2 separate regions of the Homo sapiens genome follow, and region 1 is linked to region 2. Evidence: read pairs that join two places in POLR2A ChIA-PET (ENCODE). Cell type or tissue: Panc1. All regions are shown on one strand. Each heading gives the region's core, and the rest is flanking DNA. Links, peaks and the distances in the headings are about the cores only. Region 1 overlaps ST3GAL2 (ST3 beta-galactoside alpha-2,3-sialyltransferase 2). Region 2 overlaps COG4 (component of oligomeric golgi complex 4).

Region 1 (10,358 bases), core at 1,346-9,345, 92 kb before region 2:
TCAGGCTCTGTGTTCAAGAAACGTAGCTGCCCCTCCATTTGTGGCCACAAAGCCAGCAGGGAATGGAACGAGCATATTGCAGTAAGGACATTATTCTGGGTGAGAAATGATGTTCACAAAAGTACAAGAACTTACCTAAGGTCACGACGTTGTGAGTGGAGGTGACTTTGGGATAGGCCATGGCACAGAAAGAAGGCTGTGGCCTCCCTGAACTACCCACGGCTCAAGGGTGAGAGGGAAGGAGATGTGGAGTTGGCTTCTCAGGGTCGAAAGTGAAGCCCCGCCCACAGGCCTCATCAGGGCTCCTGGCTCTAATCCACGGAGACCCCAGCAGCACTGGCTCAAAGGTGCTTCTTCCAATGTTCTGCTGTGCCCATTTAGCAGATCCCACTCTAGGCATGGCCTTGGCTGAACAGTCTGTAGATGGGAAGCCAGGTCCTTGTCTCCTCTCATTCTCCCTTTGCCTGCTGCATGCCCAACATCTAAGGACAGAACTCGAGTTCTTTCAGGGTCCCGCTCCCAGCTTCCTGTGACCTGAGGAGAGCCAGTCATGAGGCAGGTGGCCCTGGAAGACAGTGACTTTGCAGCTGATGGGAGCGAGAGGTCCTGCCTGGGGAGACCTGGTTTCTGGCTGGGCAGCCCCGCAGTGGCCACTGAAGGCGGGGGCTGGGCAGAGCTGGCACAGGAGGCTTCCAAAGGAAGCAACTCAATCAGGGAAGTCATTAACTCCTTGGGATTCTAGATCAACGCAGGGGGCACGCGAAGGAACTGCACTGCCTGTTAGGGAGGGGAAAATCCCTGGTTTTGACATGTCTGGAAAGAGCAGAGAAGTAGAGGAAAGAGCAGAGAAGTAGAGCATCTGGCAAAGGCCCTTGCTTTGGGAACCCCAGGTCCAGGTGTTACTGCAAATACAGGATGCTCAGCTTGTTGTGGTGAGGGCAAATGGAGCCATGGGGAGGAGCTAAAAAAAAAATCAAAGGCCCCCAAACATGCACTAAAAATCCCAAAAATGACCTGGCAATGACCCTCTCACAGTTCATTTCTACCTGTGCCCCTCAGCTGCCCACCACGTCATGGGCTTGCTCCCCTTCACAGCTACTCAGATCATTTTGTTAAGCCCATGCACACCTCAATATAAAGAGCTCGGAGGAGGCAGGCCCAATGGCTCATGCCTATAATCCCACCACTTTGGGAGCCTGAGGTGGGTGTATCACCTGAGGTCAGGATTTCAAGACCAGCCTGGCCAACATGGTGAAACCCCATCTCTACTAAAAATACAAAAAATCAGCCAGGCGTTGTGGTGGCCACCTATAATTCCAGCTATGCAGGAGGCTTAGGCAGGAGAATCACTTGAACCCAGGAGGCGGAGGTTGCAGTGCGCCAAGATCACGCCATTGTACTCCAGCCTGGGCGACAAGAGCAAAACTCTGCCTCAAAAAAAAAAAAAAAAAAAAAAAGACCAGGCATGGTGGCTTACACCTGTAATCCCAGCACTTTCGGAGGCCGAGGCGGGTGGATCACCTGAGGTTGGGAGTTCGAGACCAGCCTGACCAACGTGAAGAAACCCCATCTCTACTAAAAATACAAAATTAGCCGGGCATGGTGGCACATGCCTGTAATCCCACCTACTTGGGAGGCTGAGGCAGGAGAATCGCTTGAACCCAGGAGTGGGAGATCGTGCCAATGCACTCTAGCCTGGGCAACAAGAGCGAAACTATTTCTCAAAAAAAAAAAAAAAAAAAAAAAAAGAATGGATAAATTGTGGTGCATTTTGTACCATATAGTAAAATGAATGAACTCCGGTTTCAGACATTAACAGGGATGAATATGGCCAAAAAACATTATATCGAGCAAAAAGAGTAGTCATGGATAAATGATCACAGCATGAATCCATGAAAAGCTAAAAAATACGCAAAGCTAAGCAAGACATTTTCTATGCCTCTCTATAAAGATAATAATAGAGAAAATCAAGGAAACAACACAAAATTCAGGGAATTCCTCTGGAGGGGGAAGAGAGGTAGATGAAATAAGGAGGGCTGAAGAGGCTTCAGGAGTACTGGGTACCTTGTAATCCAGGTGGTGGGTACAGAAGTATTTTTTTTTCTTTTGAGACGGAGTCTTGCTCTGTCACCAGGCTGGAGTGCAGTGGCGTGATCTTGGCTCACTGCAGCCTCCGCCTCCTGGGTTCAAACGATTCTCCTGTCTCAGCCTCCTGAGTAGCTGGGATTACAGGCATGTGCCACCACACCCAGCTAATTTTTTGTATTTTTAGTAGAGATGGGGTTTCACCATGTTGGCCAGGCTGGTCTTTAACTCCTGACCTCAGGTGATCCACCCGCCTCAGCCTCCCAAAGTGCTGGGATTACAGGCATGAGCCACTGCGCCTAGCCATGGAGTATTTCTTATGTTTATTCTGTAAAGAGCACAAATACGATATATACTACTTTGAGTCTATGATGCATTTCGTAGTAAAATCTAAAATGCTTTTAGGTTAAAACATGTTTTATTAAAGCACTACTCTGGCTGTTGCGTAAGACTAGCAGGGAGACCAGAAAGGAACTGTTGCAATATCCCAGGTGGTGGAGGTGGTGAGAAATGGCTGGATGTACTCTGAAGGGCTTAACTAGTAGGGTAGTTGGAGGGTACAAGGAGGGGGCCCATGGGGAAGGGAAGAGGGGAGCAGGGTGGGAAGAGGAAGACAGGAATCAGGGAGATATGGAGGCTGTGGCCTGAGCAACCTTGTGGATGGGGCTGTCATTCACTATACAGAAAAGACAGAAAATTAATGGGTTTGGCTGAGAAAAAACAAAAGTTCTGGTTAAATTTAAGATGTCTTTTAGGCCAGCTGTGGTGGCTCATGTCTGTAATCCCAACATTTTGGGAGGCCAAGGCGGGAGGATCACTTGAGGTCAGGAGTTTGAGACCAGCCTGGGCAACACAGCAAGACCCCATCTCCACAAAAAAGTAAAAACGTTGGGCATGAAGGCTCATGCCTGTAATCCCAACACTTTGGGAGGCCGAGGCGGGCGGATCATGAGGTCGGGAGATTGAGACCTTCCTGGCCAACATGGCGAAACCCCATCTCTACTAAAAATACAAAATATTAGCTGGGCGTGGTGGTGGGTGCCTGTAATCCCAGCTACTCGGGAGGCTGAGGCAGGAGAATTGCTTGAACCAGGGAGTCAGAGGTTGTGTGAGCTGAGATTGCACCACAGCACTCCAGCCTGGTGACAGAGTGAGACACTGTCTCAAGCAAACAAACAAACAAAAAAGTAAAAACATTAGCTGGGCATGGTGGCAGGTGCCTGTAGTCAGTCCTACCTACTCAGGAGGCTTAGGCATAAGGATCACTTGAGCCCAGGAGTTCAAGGTTGCAGTGAGCCGTGATCATGCCATGGCACTCCAGGATGGGTGACAGAGTGATACCACAACTCGAAAAAAAAAAGAAAGTTTTTTAGACATCCACATGCAGTTGGAAACAGGCAGTTGAACACACCTGTTTGAAGCTCATGGGTGAGGTCAGAGTTAGAGGGATATATCTGAGAGTCATCAGAGTACAGTTCATTCTTAAAACTACAGGACCAGAAGAAAAGATCTAGGGAGGGTCTACCACAGACAAGAGTAGGCGGCTCAGGACAAAGCCTGGGGTACTCTGCTGTCTGAAAGAGAAGCCAGGAAAGAAACAGCCAATGAGGCAGGGGGAAAAACAGCCCTGCATCTGGGAAGCCAAGAGAAGAAAGTTTCGAGAATGAAGGAGGAATTAACAGTGTCAAGTGTTTGAAAAAGTAAGGCGAGGACTGAGAACTGACCACTGGATGGAGGGCAGTGGTGACCTTCACAATGACTGATCCAGGGGTATTGCGAGGCTCAAGCACAGGAAAAGATGCTCAACGTCATTAATCATCAGGGAAATGCAAATCAAAACCACAATCAGATACCACTTCCTGCCCATCAGGGTGGCTGTAACCAACAAGACAGATAATAACCAGTGTTAGTGAGGACGCAGAGACATTGGAACCCTCAGACTTTGCTATTGGGAATGTGAAATGGTGCAGTCGCTTTGGGCAACAGTCTGGCAGTTCCTCAAAAGATTAAATATACAGTCACCATAATATATGACTCAGCAATTCCACTTCTAGGTATATACTCAAGAGAAATGAAAACTTAGGTTCACATAAAAACTTGTACACATGGCCGGGCACGGTGGCTCACACCTGTAATCCCAGCACTTTGGGAGGCCAAGATGGGCAGATCACGAGGTCAAGAGATCAAGACCATCTGGCCAACTTGGTGAAACCCCATCTCTGTTAAAAATACAAAAATTAGCTGGGCATGGCTGGCGTGCGCCTGTAGTCCCAGCTACTCAGGAGGCTGAGGCAGGAGAATCGCTTGAACTTGGGAGGCAGAGGTTGCAGTGAGCCGAGATCGCACCACTGCACTCCAGCCTGGCGACAGAGTGAGACTCCATCTCAAAAAAAAAAAAAAAACACCTCATACACAAATGATTTATAGCAGCATTATTCATAAGAGTGCCAACATGGAAACAACTCAAAGTTCCATCAACCAATACATAAATAAACAAAATGTGGTATATCCATACAAGGGAGTATTATTCAGATATAAAAAGGAATCAAGTTCTGGCACTGCTACAGCATGGATGAACTTGAAAACCCTGTGCTAAGTGAAAGGAGCCAGGCACAGCCTGGTGCGGTGGCTCACGCCTGTAATCCCAGCACTTTGGGAGGCCGAGGCAGACGGATCACGAGGTCAGGAGATCGAGACCATCCTGGTTAACATGGTGAAACCCCATCTCTACTAAAAACACAAAAAATTAGCCGGGCATGGTGGCGGGAGCCTGTAGTACCAGATACTCGGAAGGCTGAGGCAGGAGAATGGCATGAACCCGGGAGGCGGAGCTTGCAGTGAGCCGAGATTGCGCCACTGCACTCCAGCCTGGGTGACACAGTGAGACTCCGTCTTAAAAAAAAAAAAAAAAAAAAAAAAAAGGAAAAAAAGGAATAAGGCACAAAAGGCCCCATGCCAGATGATTTATGTAAAATGTACAGAATAGGCAAATCCATAGAGACAGACAGTAGATTACCAGTTGCCAGGGGCTGGAGGATAGAGAAGAATGGGGAATGACTGCCAGTGGGTTGGAGTTTTCTTCTGGGGTGATGTTCCAAAATTGTTTGTGGTGAATAGGTTAAAAGCCACTGACAGCCAGGCGCGGTGGCTCACGCCTGTAATCCCAGCACTTTGGGAGGCCGAGGCAGGTGGATCACGAGGTCAGGAGATCAAGACCATCCTGGCTAACATGGTGAAACCCCGTCTCTACTAAAAACACAAAAAAATTAGCCAGGCATGGTGGCGGGCGCCTGTGGTCCCAGCTACTCAGGAGGCTGAGGCAGGAGAATGGCGTGAACCCGGGAGGCAGAGCTTGCAGTGAGCCGAGATCATGCCACTGCACTCCGGCCTGGGCAACAGAGCAGGACTCCGTCTCAAAAAAAAAAAAAGCCACTGACTTGTATGTTTCAAAGAGATGAACTGCATGGTGTGTGAATTATAGCTCAATAAAGGTGTTACAACAAAAAGAGAGAATGGTGCTGGGCGTGGTGGCTCACCCCTGTAATCCCAGCACTCTGGCAGGCCGAGGTGGGCAGATCACCTGGGGTCAGGAGTTCAAGATCGGCCTGGCCAACATGGTGAAACCCCATCTCTACTAAAAATAACAAAACTTAGCTGTGGGTGGTGGCAGGGCCAACATGGTGAAACCCCATCTCTACTAAAAATAACAAAAATTAGCCGGGGGGTGGTGGCAGAGGCACCTGTAGTCCCAGCTACTAGGGAGGCTGAGGCAGGAGAAATGCTTGAACCCAGGAGGTGGAGGTTGCAATGAGCCGAGATTATGCCACTGCACTCCAGCCTGGGCTGGAGTGGGGGGCCAGGCACAGTGGCTCACAGCTGTGATCCCAGCACTTTGGGATGCCGAGGGTGGCGGATCTCCTGAGGTTAGGAGTTTGAGACCAGCTTGGCCAACATGGCAAAACCCCATCTCTACTAAAAATACAAAAATTAGCTGGGTGTGGTGGCATGCGCCTGTAATCCCGCTACTTCGGAGGCTGAGGCAGGAGACTCGCTTGAACCTGGGAGGTGGAGGTTGCGGTGAGCCAAGATCGTGCCACCGCACTCCAGCCTGGGTGACAGAGTGAGACTCTGTCTCAAAAAAAAAAAAGGAATGGGATGTAAGAGAGTGGAATGTGGAATGGGATTCAGCTGAGAGATGGTCTAGAATGTGTGTACACTGATGGGAATGAATTATTAGAGGGGAAATTTATGATCCAGGAAAAAGAAGTGAACAGAGGAACAAAGGCCGGGAGCAGCACGAGATGATGGCATCGAGTGTCGTCCTGGAGGGGGGCTACCTGTGGGACAGGTGGCAAAGCCGAGCAAGCGGCACAGACAGTGAGGAGTGTCCCTTTATTGTTGGGGTTGGAGATTTACAGAGAGACCAGATGTGAAATAGTCTTCTAAAAGAGAAAGGGAGTAACTAGGGAAATTTAGGAGGTGGCAAGACAACACTATGGCCTTTTTTTTTTTTTTTATGGAGTCTCACTCGGTTGCCCAGGCTGGAGTGCAGTGGCGCAATATTGGCTCACTGCAACCTCCACCTCCTGGGTTCAAGCAATTCTCCTGCCCCAGCCTCCCAAGCAGCTGGCACTATAGGCCCGTGCCACCACGCCCAGCTAATTTTTGTATTTTCAACAGAGATGAGGTTTCGCCATGTTGGCTAGGCTGGTCTCAAACTCCTGACCTCAAGTGATCCGCCTGCCTCGGCCTCCCCAGGTGCTGGAATTACAGGTGTGAGCCACTGTGCCAATACTACAGTCTTCTAAGAAGTTTGTGGTCACAAATTTGGCAAATTTGGGGAGACCATTTATCAATAAATGTCCCCTGAATGGCTGGTCCATGTCCAAGTTGCTGAGGCTGTCCAGAGGAACTGGCAGCCAGGATCCAGAGGTCAGGGGCAGCAAGGGCCTTGAAGACCCCGCCTTCCATCCTCAGGAGATGCAGCCGAAGGGCTACTTCCACCTCCCAGTACAAGGAACCTCAAAGGAGACCCTCACCAGCACGCAGGTAAATGGAAGGAAAAAACAAAAGCACCTGATTGAGGAGCAAAGCAAAGAGTGCCCCAAAACGAGAACAGCAGGGACTGTTTTGGAGGCTGTAGCAGCTTTAGAGCCAATTCTCGGTCAGATCCCAGGAGACAGCCATCAACGACTTAACCTAATGAAGCACAGGATAAGCACCACCTCAGACCAGCACAGCTGAATACAACCTTCTTGGCATGCAGAGAAAAGAAACGTCAAAATAAGGCACGGAGCCTGGGGGGATGGGTGCTGCTTGCCTCTGGGAGGGAGAGGAGAAAGACGAAAGATAAAGCCCCTCTCCACCCACTTACACACAGCCTGAGGACGTGTCCCAAAGCTCATTCTAAAGGCATGAAGCCACAGCCTACTGCTCCAATGGACCGATGCTTTATGAACCTCTGAGCATTTTCGGGGGATAGCCTCTCATTTAGTATGCGCAGGAGTCCCAGGACCAGCTGAACAAGGTCAGCCAGGCGGAAGTGAAGATGCTTTAACGCCATGCCAGGTCTGATGACTTCAAGCCCAGAGCTCCTTCCACAGCCCCCACTGCCTTCCCAAAGCACTCTTCCACTAACTGGGGTACAACCATCAAAACATTCGCTGTGCCCCAGATCCCTGCCAGCCTAGCAACCCAGAACACTCCCTGCCTCCTGGGTGGGGGGCAGCACCCAAACCAGGCAGAAGGAGCTGGGGCGGAGGGGTGGGGGTGGGCGCAGGTGGCCAGTTACCGAAAGCCCCTCCCTCCCCAACAACTCAAAAGCAGCGAGGCCTGTCCTTGACCTGTCTGAGAATGGGCCGCTTCACCACCCTGCTTGGTTAACTGAAGTCACCCGCACTGCAACACCCTGGTATCAGCCTCTGGCACAGACCCCTCAGTGCTACCCTAGGGACTCAGGCCCTTTCCACTCCGCAGCACCAAACCCTCGGGCAGCCCCTCCCTTCCTGCAGGACATCCAACTTTGACTTTATATCCATCTGAAATCTCAGCTCTGGTACCTCTTGATGCCGCCCAGAGTTTGTAGCCAGAAACCCAGAAGGCAAGAGCTAACACACTTCTTCAAACCAAGAGCATAACTTTGGCTTTCAATGAAGTCCTAGAGAAATAAACTGTCAGTCTTCTCTGGACAAAGATCGAGGCTGCACCCTAACAGCCTCTTCCTGTAGGAGACAGCTCAAAGAAACAAAAAAAAAAAAAAAAAAAAAAAAAAAAAAAAAAAAAGAAAGAAAAAATAAAGAAACGGCCTCTAAGAGGAGGAAGCTGGGCCCTGAGGCACGGGGAGAGGGTGCGGCAGGGGAGTTGGGGTGAAGGGTCCCTTCAGATCCACCACCTGCTACCTCAGGAGGGAGCCCCACTGTGTTTTGAGTCGGAGTGGGCAGGGGGAAATCCAGTATCTTGCTGTACCTATCTACACTAAGGCATGAAGTAACGTCTAGAAAAACAGTTCTCGGCTGGTTGTGGTGGCTCACACCTATAATCCCAGCACTTTGGGAGACTGAGGCTGGATGATCGCTTCAGTCCAGGGGTTGGAGCCTGGGCAACAGAGTGAGACCTCATCTCTATTTTATGAAAAAAGTTCAAACCACCTGTGTGGGGAAGACCAGGTCTCTCCACATTCTAGCTAGCTTCCCGCCTCTGGCGGCTTTTTTTTTTTGAGACGGAGTTTTGCTCTTATTGCCCAGACTGGAGTACAATGGCGTGATCTTGGCTCACCGCAACCTCCACTTCCCAGGTTCAAGCAATTTTCCTGCCTCGGTCTCCTGAGTAGCTGGGATTACAGGCATGCGCCACCATGCCTGGCTAATTTTGTATTTTTAGTCGAGATGGGGTTTAACCGTGTTGGCCAGGCTGGTCTCGAACTCCCAGCCTCAGGTGTTCCGCCCACCTCCGCCTCCCAAAGTGTTGGGATTACAGGTGTCAGCCACTGCGCCCAGGCTTTTTCCCCCTTTTTGAGACAGGATCTCACTCTGCTGCCCAGACTGGAATGCCGGTGGCGCAATCACAGTTGACTGTAGACTCGACCACCTGGGCTCAAATGATCCTACCTCAGGCCCCCGAGTAGCTAGGACCATAGGCATACGCCACCAGACCTGGCTAAATTTTTTTTTTTTTTTTTTTTTTCATAAAGACAGGGTCTTGCTATGTTCCCCAGGCTGGACTTGAACTCTCAGACTCCTGCCTCAGCCTCCCAAGTAGCTGGGACTACAGGTGTGCACTACTTTTGTTGTTTTTTTTGTTGTTGTAGAGATGATGTCTTGCTATGTTGCCCAGGCTGATCTCCAACTCCTGTTCTCAAATGATCCTCCCAACGTGGCCTCCCAAAGAGCTGAGATTGCAGATATGAGCCACCTTGCTCAGTCCTCAGACTTCTTTGCTTTTTATTTCACCTGATGCTGTTGTTGTTTTCAAATAGATGAGTTTAATCCATTTCACTTGGAGTTATGTTACTATCTTATTCAGTATTTTGTCTACTATTTTTTCTGTATTTTTTTTCTTTTCCTGACTTGGGTTGACATATTATCTCCACCCTCACCTTTTTTTTTTTTTTTTTTTTTTTTTTTTGAGACGGAGTCTCACCCTGTCACCCAGGCTGGAGTGCAGTGGCTTGATCTCGGCTCACTGCAAGCTCTGCCTCCCAGGTTTATGCCATTCTCCTGCCTCAGCCTCCCCCGTAGCTGGGACCACAGGTGCCCACCACCATGCCCGGCTAATTTTTTTTTGTATTTTTAGTAGAGACAGGGCTTCACCATGTTAGCCAGGATGGTCTTGATCTCCTGACCTCGTGATCTGCCTGCGTCGGCCTCCCAAAGTGCTGGGATTACAGGCGAGAGCCAACACGCCCGGCCAACCCTCACCACTTTTTTTCCCCCTCCTGGTCTGGAAATTATATTACTTTTTTTTTAGTGATTAATCTTATATTGTTAGCTTATGTACATTTTCTTGATGAAGTCTTCAGTTTTTCAGTAATGCCATTCTCTTAACAAGGCAGAAATTTGGTGTGGCTTAACAATAAAATTCTCTATTCTTATTCTTCCTTGGTAATGTGGTCAACAATTCTAGTTTTCTCTTAAAAAAAAAAATTAAAAGCCCATTTAGATCCTGTTTTTTTTTTTTTTTTTTGTCTCTGTGTTTTGCCGTCTGTAGCAGACACTGTTGGCTGTCTACCAGCGGCCACTCTCTTTTTCGCTTGCCAACAGAATCCTGATTTGTTT
Region 2 (8,000 bases), core at 1-8,000:
TAAATGTAAATTTCAATAGCCACCTGTGGCTGGTGACTACCATGTTGGGCAGTGTAGCTCTAGAACCCAGAACAGTGCCTGATATTTAGAAGTTTCTCAATAAATATTTGTGCAATGAGTAAGAGAGTGAATGAACATATTCTGGAAAGGGGATAATATAAGCAAGTGCAGAATGGCACAAAACCCAAAAAGGTATTTGAGAAATAGCAGAGTCAGTTCACAGACACGTGCAGGGAAGTGGCAGGAGGTAGAGCTGCGAGGGGCAGAGACTGACGGGGACTTGGGTGCTCTGCTGCAGAGTTAGCCCTGTGACCTGTGGACAGTGGGCTGGCACTGAGGATTTTTAAAGCAGGTGAATGCCACATGAGCACAGCTGTGGTTCAGGAATACTCATCTAGAGGCCGTGGGAGGGAGGAAATAGAGGGCCTGGGGATCCCACTGCCTGTAAACTGGTCTGCTGGTGGCATGATGAGGAAGGCAGGGGTGAGGTAAGGAGGAGCCAGTCTTCGAGACATGAGTCAGGAGCTTCAGGATTTCAGGGTAAAAGGAGGATCTCAGAACCCCAGGGGCTGTGATTAGGAAGTCCCTCTCATCTTGCCCAGAGTGCTTCCCTTGTCGGTGTCCTGCAGCCAGTGCTGAAAGTCATGATGCTGACAGTGCTGCTTAGGCCACTCTGATTGTGGACAGATAAGCCTAAAGGTCTTTCTTTAATATGCCACAACATGAGGCCTCTAATGTCACAAGTTTCCAAATAACTGTCCTGTCCTGACAGCTGAAGGATGAAGGCCATAAGTGTTTCCAAGGCATTTAAGAGCACCAAGAATAACTGTCATGAGGACTTCTGGATTTGAGTTCAAATGGTATTGATTTCAAAGTTTCCCCTGTACTGACAGCCCTAGTAAGCGTGGATTCACTGGGTTTATTCCCTGCCCACAGTGCATGATGTCAGTAAATTTGGAGAATTCATCTAGACAGCCAAATGAATCAAGGTGACATAAAAAATAGGCCCTGCAATGGGAGTGATGACATTTTAAATACTTGGTGTCAGGAAAACCAGAAACCTGTCACCAAGCATTTAGCATCGCCTCTCTTTTTGGTCTTATCTTCTGGGGCCTCAAACAATGAAACTGTGTTAATGGGAGGTCCTCACAGAGCGAATATGCACTGGCCGGTTTTGGAGACATGTAGTCAAGTGGTGGAAAACGGAACTGGAAAGGTGGTATGGGTTAGAGTTAGGAGGCTTAAACAAAGACATCTAGCTTTGATGTGGTAGGCAGCAAGCAGCCAATGATTATTTCTGAGCACAGAAATGAAAGTAAGTTCTGTAAAAAAAATCACAAACAAAATAAAAATTTAAGTTGGTTCATGATGTGATGCTGGTTGCTGGGCATTTTGGCAAAGTTCTCCAAAGGTAACAACTTTCACAGGCAACAGTTTTTTGGATCTGATCTTTTTTTGGCAGCAACCATGATATCCTAGATTGACAGAAACCATACACAGGGCAAATATTTTCTATGACAGGAAGAGAGTGGGGCTGCCTAAACAGCTTTCACATTGGATCTGTCTCATAACTAGTTACTATGGGTTCCTCTGCACAGGGCTTGGTAGATATTAGCAAGTTTAGGCTTCTCTCTCTGCAAGTAACAGCTCTGAACTCTTTTGGGGGTCACAGATCCTTTTAAGAATATGATAACCAGGCACGGTAGCTCATGCCTGTAATCCCAACACTTTGGGAGGCCAAGACGGGTGGATCACTTGAGGTCAGAAGTTCGAGACCAGCCTGGCCAACATGGCAAAACCCAGTCTTTACTAAAAAAAAAAAAAAAAAAATTAGCCAGGTATGGTGGCGCATGCCTGTAATCCCAGCTACTCGGGAGGCTAAAGCAGGAGAATCGCTTGAACCTGTGAGGCGGAGGTTGCAGTGAGCCAAGGTCATGCCATTGCACTCCAGCCTGGGGAACAAGAGCAAGACTCCATCTCAAAAAAAAAAAAAAAAGAATCTGATAAAAGCTAAGGAAGGACCCTGTGACCCAAAAATGCATGTGAACATTTTTGCGTCCAACCCCACTTGTGGGCTACAGATGCTACTAGATGTTTCTTTCAGGCTCTGAGCCTCAGGAGTCAAGACTCAGGGTGCGGCCAATGTGGGGGATGGAGCAGAATGGACCTCGGACTGTGCTACTCCCATGCGTGCTAAGACAGCGTGTGCCAGAGAGGCCTGATCTTGAGCTTAGGATTCATCTGTGGTCTTTCTGGCTCATCACAAACTGGTTGTTGCTTTGTACAAATCCTTTCATCCTTCTGTGCTCCTCCTTTCCAAGCTGTCACACAATGGAAGGCTTGCTGCTTTATCACATCTGTCATTCTGGGTAGCAAAGGGCTTTAATAAAGCCTCCTTTCCAGAGGAAGTTGAAAGCCTAAGACATGTACTAGCAGAGCAGTGATGGCAGGCCCGAAGGACTGGCGCCTGCCCATGCTGCGGGCCTCTCCTCAGAGAAGCAGTCTGGTGGTCTGGCACAGATGGTAGAGCTGGTTCTGTGGCAGATGCAAGCCAAGCTTGGCACTCAGTGGGCTCCTGAGCAGCTGGCCAGTGCTCTGGGGAATGAATTCTAGGTGACAGCTGGACAGCCCAGCCTCTATCGTGGCTCAGGTGACTCAGAATATGTCCCTGAGTAAGAAATAGTTTCAGAACCTTCTGGGAGGAAATTCCCTTAAAGGAGGAATTTTCCTTCTATATAGACACTGGAGGAAAAGTCTCTAGCTAGAGGCCAATTATACTGTGGCTTAGCAGTGATAGCGTAACCTCTCGAGATAAACCAACCCAGCTCGTGAGCTGTGGGGTACCTACCAGGAAGGACATCTTCGCCTCGTCAGTACTCTCGATGCCTTTTGTGTCAAATTTGCCTTGCTGGAGGCTGCTGTGCATGATGTTCACGGCACTTGTCACCCCGCGCTGGATGTCCTGGAAGGTGGTGGCAGGAAAGCCCATCCGCAGCTTATTACACAGAACATCCCTGGGGGGCAGGATTGCATAGAGGAATTGACAGTGCTCAACTTGGCCACCAGGACAGAAGGGCCAGTCTTCACCACTCTGACCCAGCAGCACAAGGTGCTCTTTTAGGGGGAATAACCAGTCCTTAAGACCACTGTAGGAGACCTGAGGAGCCAGGGTATGAAAGTAACCAGCACCCCGTCAAGGACACTGATGTGACAAGAACATACAGGGGAGACTGGCCAATCTCTACTGTTCATGAGGCTTTTAGCCATCACCACTGCACTCCCAACAAAGCTGTGCGGCTTAGTGAACGCAGTACCATGTAGGAGTTGAGAACAGGTTTTGAGTCACTCAGTTCTGGATTCCACCACTGACTCCTAAGTGGTGGATCTTTGACGAGGACGGAATCTCCCTAAAGCACAGTTTCTTCATCTATAAAACAGAGCTAACAGTTCCTACTTCATAGGGTTGTTATTAGGACCTCAAAAGCGCAGGAGATTAGCATAGTGCTGGGCCTGTAGCAATGGTACCTATTGGTGGTATTATTCATCTGAACTGCCTGTTCTCTTTCCTACGTCTAAGGGCCCATAGCTCCTTCAGTCTAGTCCAGGGAACAGAAATTTGGCCCATGAGATATATGGCTGACCAACAGCTTCCTGGAGCCAAGGATACTATCTTAGGGATAGGAGCTGATGTCCTGTATAGAACTTAACTAGAATCATGAGGACAAAGGGCAGAAACAAATGGGCCTCAGGAATCAACAGGAAGGGCCTTTCTGCCTAGAAAGGAGAAAGGGAGTCAACTGTACCTGAAGTCAGACTCCAGCTCTGTGGTGGCGAGGTTGATCATGGCACAGAGACAGTCAATGCTGGAGCTGGACAGAGCCCGCCCAATGCACTTCTTAACAATGTAGAAGACATCATCCACCATGCTGGATGTCAGCTGGCCCTTCTCATAGGTGTCCAGAGCCACAGCCTACCCAAAAGGCAAAGCCAACACTGAGGGTCCCAGTTGTGCATGTCATGTTCTAGATGATTCTGGGTACACTGGCCCTAGCTCTGCTCCCTTTTCTGTACCTTGTCCATGTTTCTCCCAACATGGCGTGCATCCTCCTTGTCAAAATAGCTTACTTCCCTATTGATCACTAGGTGAACAAATTAAATATTTCGGGCCTTAGCCCTGCAGAGATCCATTACCTGGGGAGTGTAAGATATCTGCAGGGGCCCTACTTCCCTGAGGCTCCTTACCCACAAACCTTCAGGGAGGTAGGGAACAAGTGGGCTCCCTGAAGAGCTGAGCTGAGCTGTTCTTTTTTAATTCTTGGGAAGGAAGTCCTAGCTGGGTATACAAAGAACACAACGACTCCAAAGATGCTCTCTAAACATACAAAGTGGTACCACTCAATCTGCATGCAAGAGTATTCTCAAAGCAGGACCAATAAATATGACATGCCTCAGCCATTTCCCTCAGCCTGGCTTCTTGGACCGGAAGCCCCATTTCCAAGAGATGCGTCCTATGTCCTACCTTATTGACAGTCTCCCTCATGAAGTACTCCTCCATGGTAACATATAAGCCAATTAGCTCCTGCATGGTACAGCTCAAAAGGCAGTTATTGAGGAGTTTGTCCAGACACTTCTGGTGCTCTAGGGGACAGCCAAGAAAGGAATACTCATTTTTTTTCCCCAAGGGAAACAGAGCAACTTTTTTCATTTTTTCAGGTTCCTTTATAGTCTTTCTTTGAAATATGTACATATTTTACATCGTTACAATCATGATACAGATAGCAATTTTGAATTCTGTTTTAAAAAAGTATATCATAAATATTTTCCATGTTTTCACCTACCTTATTTTTCATGACTATGTGGCATTTCATCAGGTGCATAATCCACATTTTAAAAACTACTTTTTTTATTTTTAACTATTTTTTTTTTTTGAGACGGAGTTTCACTCTTGTTGCCCAGGCTGGAGTGCAATGGCGTGATCTTGGCTCACCGCAACCCCTGCCTCCCAGGTTCAAACAATTCTCCTGCCTCAGCCTCCCGAGTAGCTGGGATTACAGGCATGCACCACCACGCCCGGCAAATTTTGTATTTTTAGTAGAGACAGGGTTTCTCCATGTTGAGGTTGGTCTTGAACTCCTGACCTTAGGTGATCCGCCTGCCTCAGCCTCCCAAATTGCTGGGATTACAGGCGTGAGCCACCATGCCCGGCCTTATTTTTAACTTTCATGTTGTTTCATGTGAAATTGAGAAAATAACCACTCTATTTTTAGACACCTGGTTATTTCCAAATGTTTTGCCATTACTGGAGATAACAGAATATCACAATAATTGGAGATTATAGTGAATACTTTTGTATGAAAAACTTTTTACTCCTTTTCCATTATTCCCTTAGGATTAATTAATAGGAGTCAAAAGATGTAAGTTTCCATGGCAAAGATAAAAATATATTGGATATAGAATATTTCATTCTCTACACCAGTACTGTCCAGTAGAATTTCTGTGATAATGAAAATATTCTGGTCAGGTGTGGTGGCTCACACCTGTAATCCCAGCACTTTGGGAGGCCAAGGCGCGAGGATCGCTTGGGTCCAGGAGTTTTGAGACCAGCCTGGGCAACACAGCAATACTCTGTCTCTACAAAAAATAAACAAACAACAAGAAAAGAGAAAATATTCCGTATCTGTTATCTGATATAGTAGCCATTAGCCATGTTAGCGATTGAGCACTTGAAATGTGATGAACATAACTTAGGAACTGAATATTTTTTTTTTTATTAAATTTTTTTTTCTCAGAATCCAGCTGAGAAAGATGAATTTAAAATTTTATTTAATTGTAATTAAATTTGAATTTGAATTTGAATTCATGAATGGCTACGTATTGGGCAGCACAGCTCTGAATAGTGATAGTCATCATTATTGCTTTTCAGTCTTTTGGCTAAGATCAAGTGATAGTCATCACTGACATTGACAAGCGAACTCCAAATGAGCACACAATTTCCTTTATACACTGATTCTGTAATGCCCCTGCCACATATTATTGGCACAAGCCATGCAGAATGCCACAGATGCTGGGTGGGTCTCAAGTCCCAGCCCAAAGAACCCTGCATATATTTGCCCAGCAGGATTTTTATTTTTTTAAATTTTTTTCCTTTAATTCTTACTTTAGTAGCCAGCAGGAATTAAATGGTCATCTTAAAAACCTAGCGAGTCAATCTGTAAATGAAATTGGACTCTGGCATGCCTTTTAAACAATTTATTTATTTTTGAGACAGAGTCTCGCTTGTCGCCCAGGCTGGAGTGCAGTGGCGCGATCTTGGCTCACTGCAAGCTCCGCCTCCCGGGTTCACGCCATTCTCCTGCCTCAGCCTCCAGAGTAGCTGGGACTGCAGACACCCGCCACCACGCCCGGCTAATTTTTTTGTATTTTTAGTAGAGACGGAGTTTCACCACGTTAGCCAGGACGGTCTTGATCTCCTGACCTTGTGATCCGCCTGCCTCGGCCTCCCAAAGTGCTGGGATTACAGGCGTGAGCCACCGCGCCCGACCTAAAAATTTTTTTAAATGTTTATCTTTTATTATTTAATTTAATTTAATTTAATTTTTTAGAGATGGGGTTTCACTATGTTGACCAGGCTGGTCTCAAACTCCTGGGCTCAAGCATCCTTCCTCCTCGGCCTCCCAAAGTTTTGGGATTATGCGTGAGCCACCATACCCAGTCAAAATTTTTATCTTTTAATATAGTGACAGGGTCTTGTCATGTTGCCCAGACTGGTCTTGAACTCTTGAGCTCAAGCGATTCTCCTGCCTCAGCCTCCCAAAGTGTTGGGATTACAGGTGTGAGCCACTGCACCCAGCCCCCTTTCTTATCAATGTCAATTATTCCTTGAAAAATTGTGACTGGGGGAACTGGGAGACTGAGAGGGATGAGAGGATTCCTGTACATTATATACTCTTTTTTTTTTTTTTTTTTTTTGAGACAGAGTCTGGCTCTGTCACCCAGGCTGGAGTGCAGTGGCGTGATCTTGGCCCTATGCCCCCCAGGGTTCAAGCAATTCTCCCGTCTCAACCTCCCGAGTAGCTGGGACTGCAGGTGTATTGCACCACGCTCAGCTAATTTTTGTATTTTTAATAGAGATGGGGTTTCACCATATTGGTCAGGCTGGTCTCGAACTCCTGACCTCCGGTAATCCACCCGCCTCAGTCTCCCAAAGTGCTGGGATTACAGATGTGAGCCACCGTACCTGGCCTATGTACTCTTTAAAAACAAAAAAAGAACACTTCATTGAAGTATAATTTATATCCCATAAAATTTAAAACAGGGCACCAGTGTCCTCATCTGTAAAGTGATTAGATGGCCTCAAAGATCTAGTCCAATTCTAAAATCCAGTAAATTTAGATTTCTTCCTGGGAGTCAATTTGCCTACAGACCACCAGGGGCTAATAAGTTCCAATTGTTTCCTTAATAAGAGATTTGTGGCTTAACTATTAAGAAACACTGCCAATTATACCTCAACCCTCCCCAAAAATATGGGAAACGTTTTTACCTTGCTTTACTTCCTCTGAGGCCATGGAGTCTCCCACCTCAAAATCAGAGCTAATCCTCTTCTTGAGGAAGCGTAAGTATAGCTCACTGCGGGCATTCATCAGGGTGACCTCAGTCAGGATGGGGTCCAGTTCTCTGAGACACATGGAGCAGAAGGAATAGGACGACAATGGATTACCTTAGACACAAGAGCTACAGGGCAAAGAGAGTCCCAAATTCCCCCTCCCCACTGGGCCCATAAGGAAAAGCTCTGCCAGATGGCCCTCCTAGCTCTGCTGGCCCAATTAGAATCAGAGATAGCTGTCAATCACATTTTCCATTTACCTGCTTCACCTAAATCATTCACTCCCTAAAATTCTGCCAGACCTAAATAAAAGGTTGGGAGATGTGTCTTCTTTTCTTTACTTTTTTTTTTGAGATGGAGTCTTGCTCTGTTGCCCAGGCTGGAGTGCAGTGGCTCG

The links. ChIA-PET counts read pairs that join two places held together with the same protein. Peaks named below come from ENCODE experiments on the same cell type or tissue, not always from the same donor. Only the 100,000 strongest peaks of a DNase experiment are listed, where the experiment ranks them.
Region 1: POLR2A ChIA-PET joins it to region 2 with 10 read pairs; 8 of 35 experiments call an interaction of 5 or more read pairs at or near these places.

The regions. Positions count from the first base shown.
Region 1 is chr16:70,400,561-70,410,918 of GRCh38, forward strand. All of the region lies in intron 1 of ST3GAL2 (ST3 beta-galactoside alpha-2,3-sialyltransferase 2), which reads right to left. Among named protein-coding and RNA genes, the nearest start is that of ST3GAL2, 33 kb to the right of the region's middle. RefSeq lists an enhancer at 4,102-4,271. In Panc1, for the core only: no CTCF peak of the experiment used is centred there; no DNase peak of the experiment used is centred there; H3K27ac peaks cover 782 bases.
Region 2 is chr16:70,493,418-70,501,417 of GRCh38, forward strand. COG4 (component of oligomeric golgi complex 4) reads right to left here. Exons shown (of 19, transcript NM_015386.3): 9 at 7,541-7,674; 10 at 4,520-4,638; 11 at 3,804-3,970; 12 at 2,849-3,014. Among named protein-coding and RNA genes, the nearest start is that of COG4, 26 kb to the right of the region's middle. In Panc1, for the core only: no CTCF peak of the experiment used is centred there; no DNase peak of the experiment used is centred there.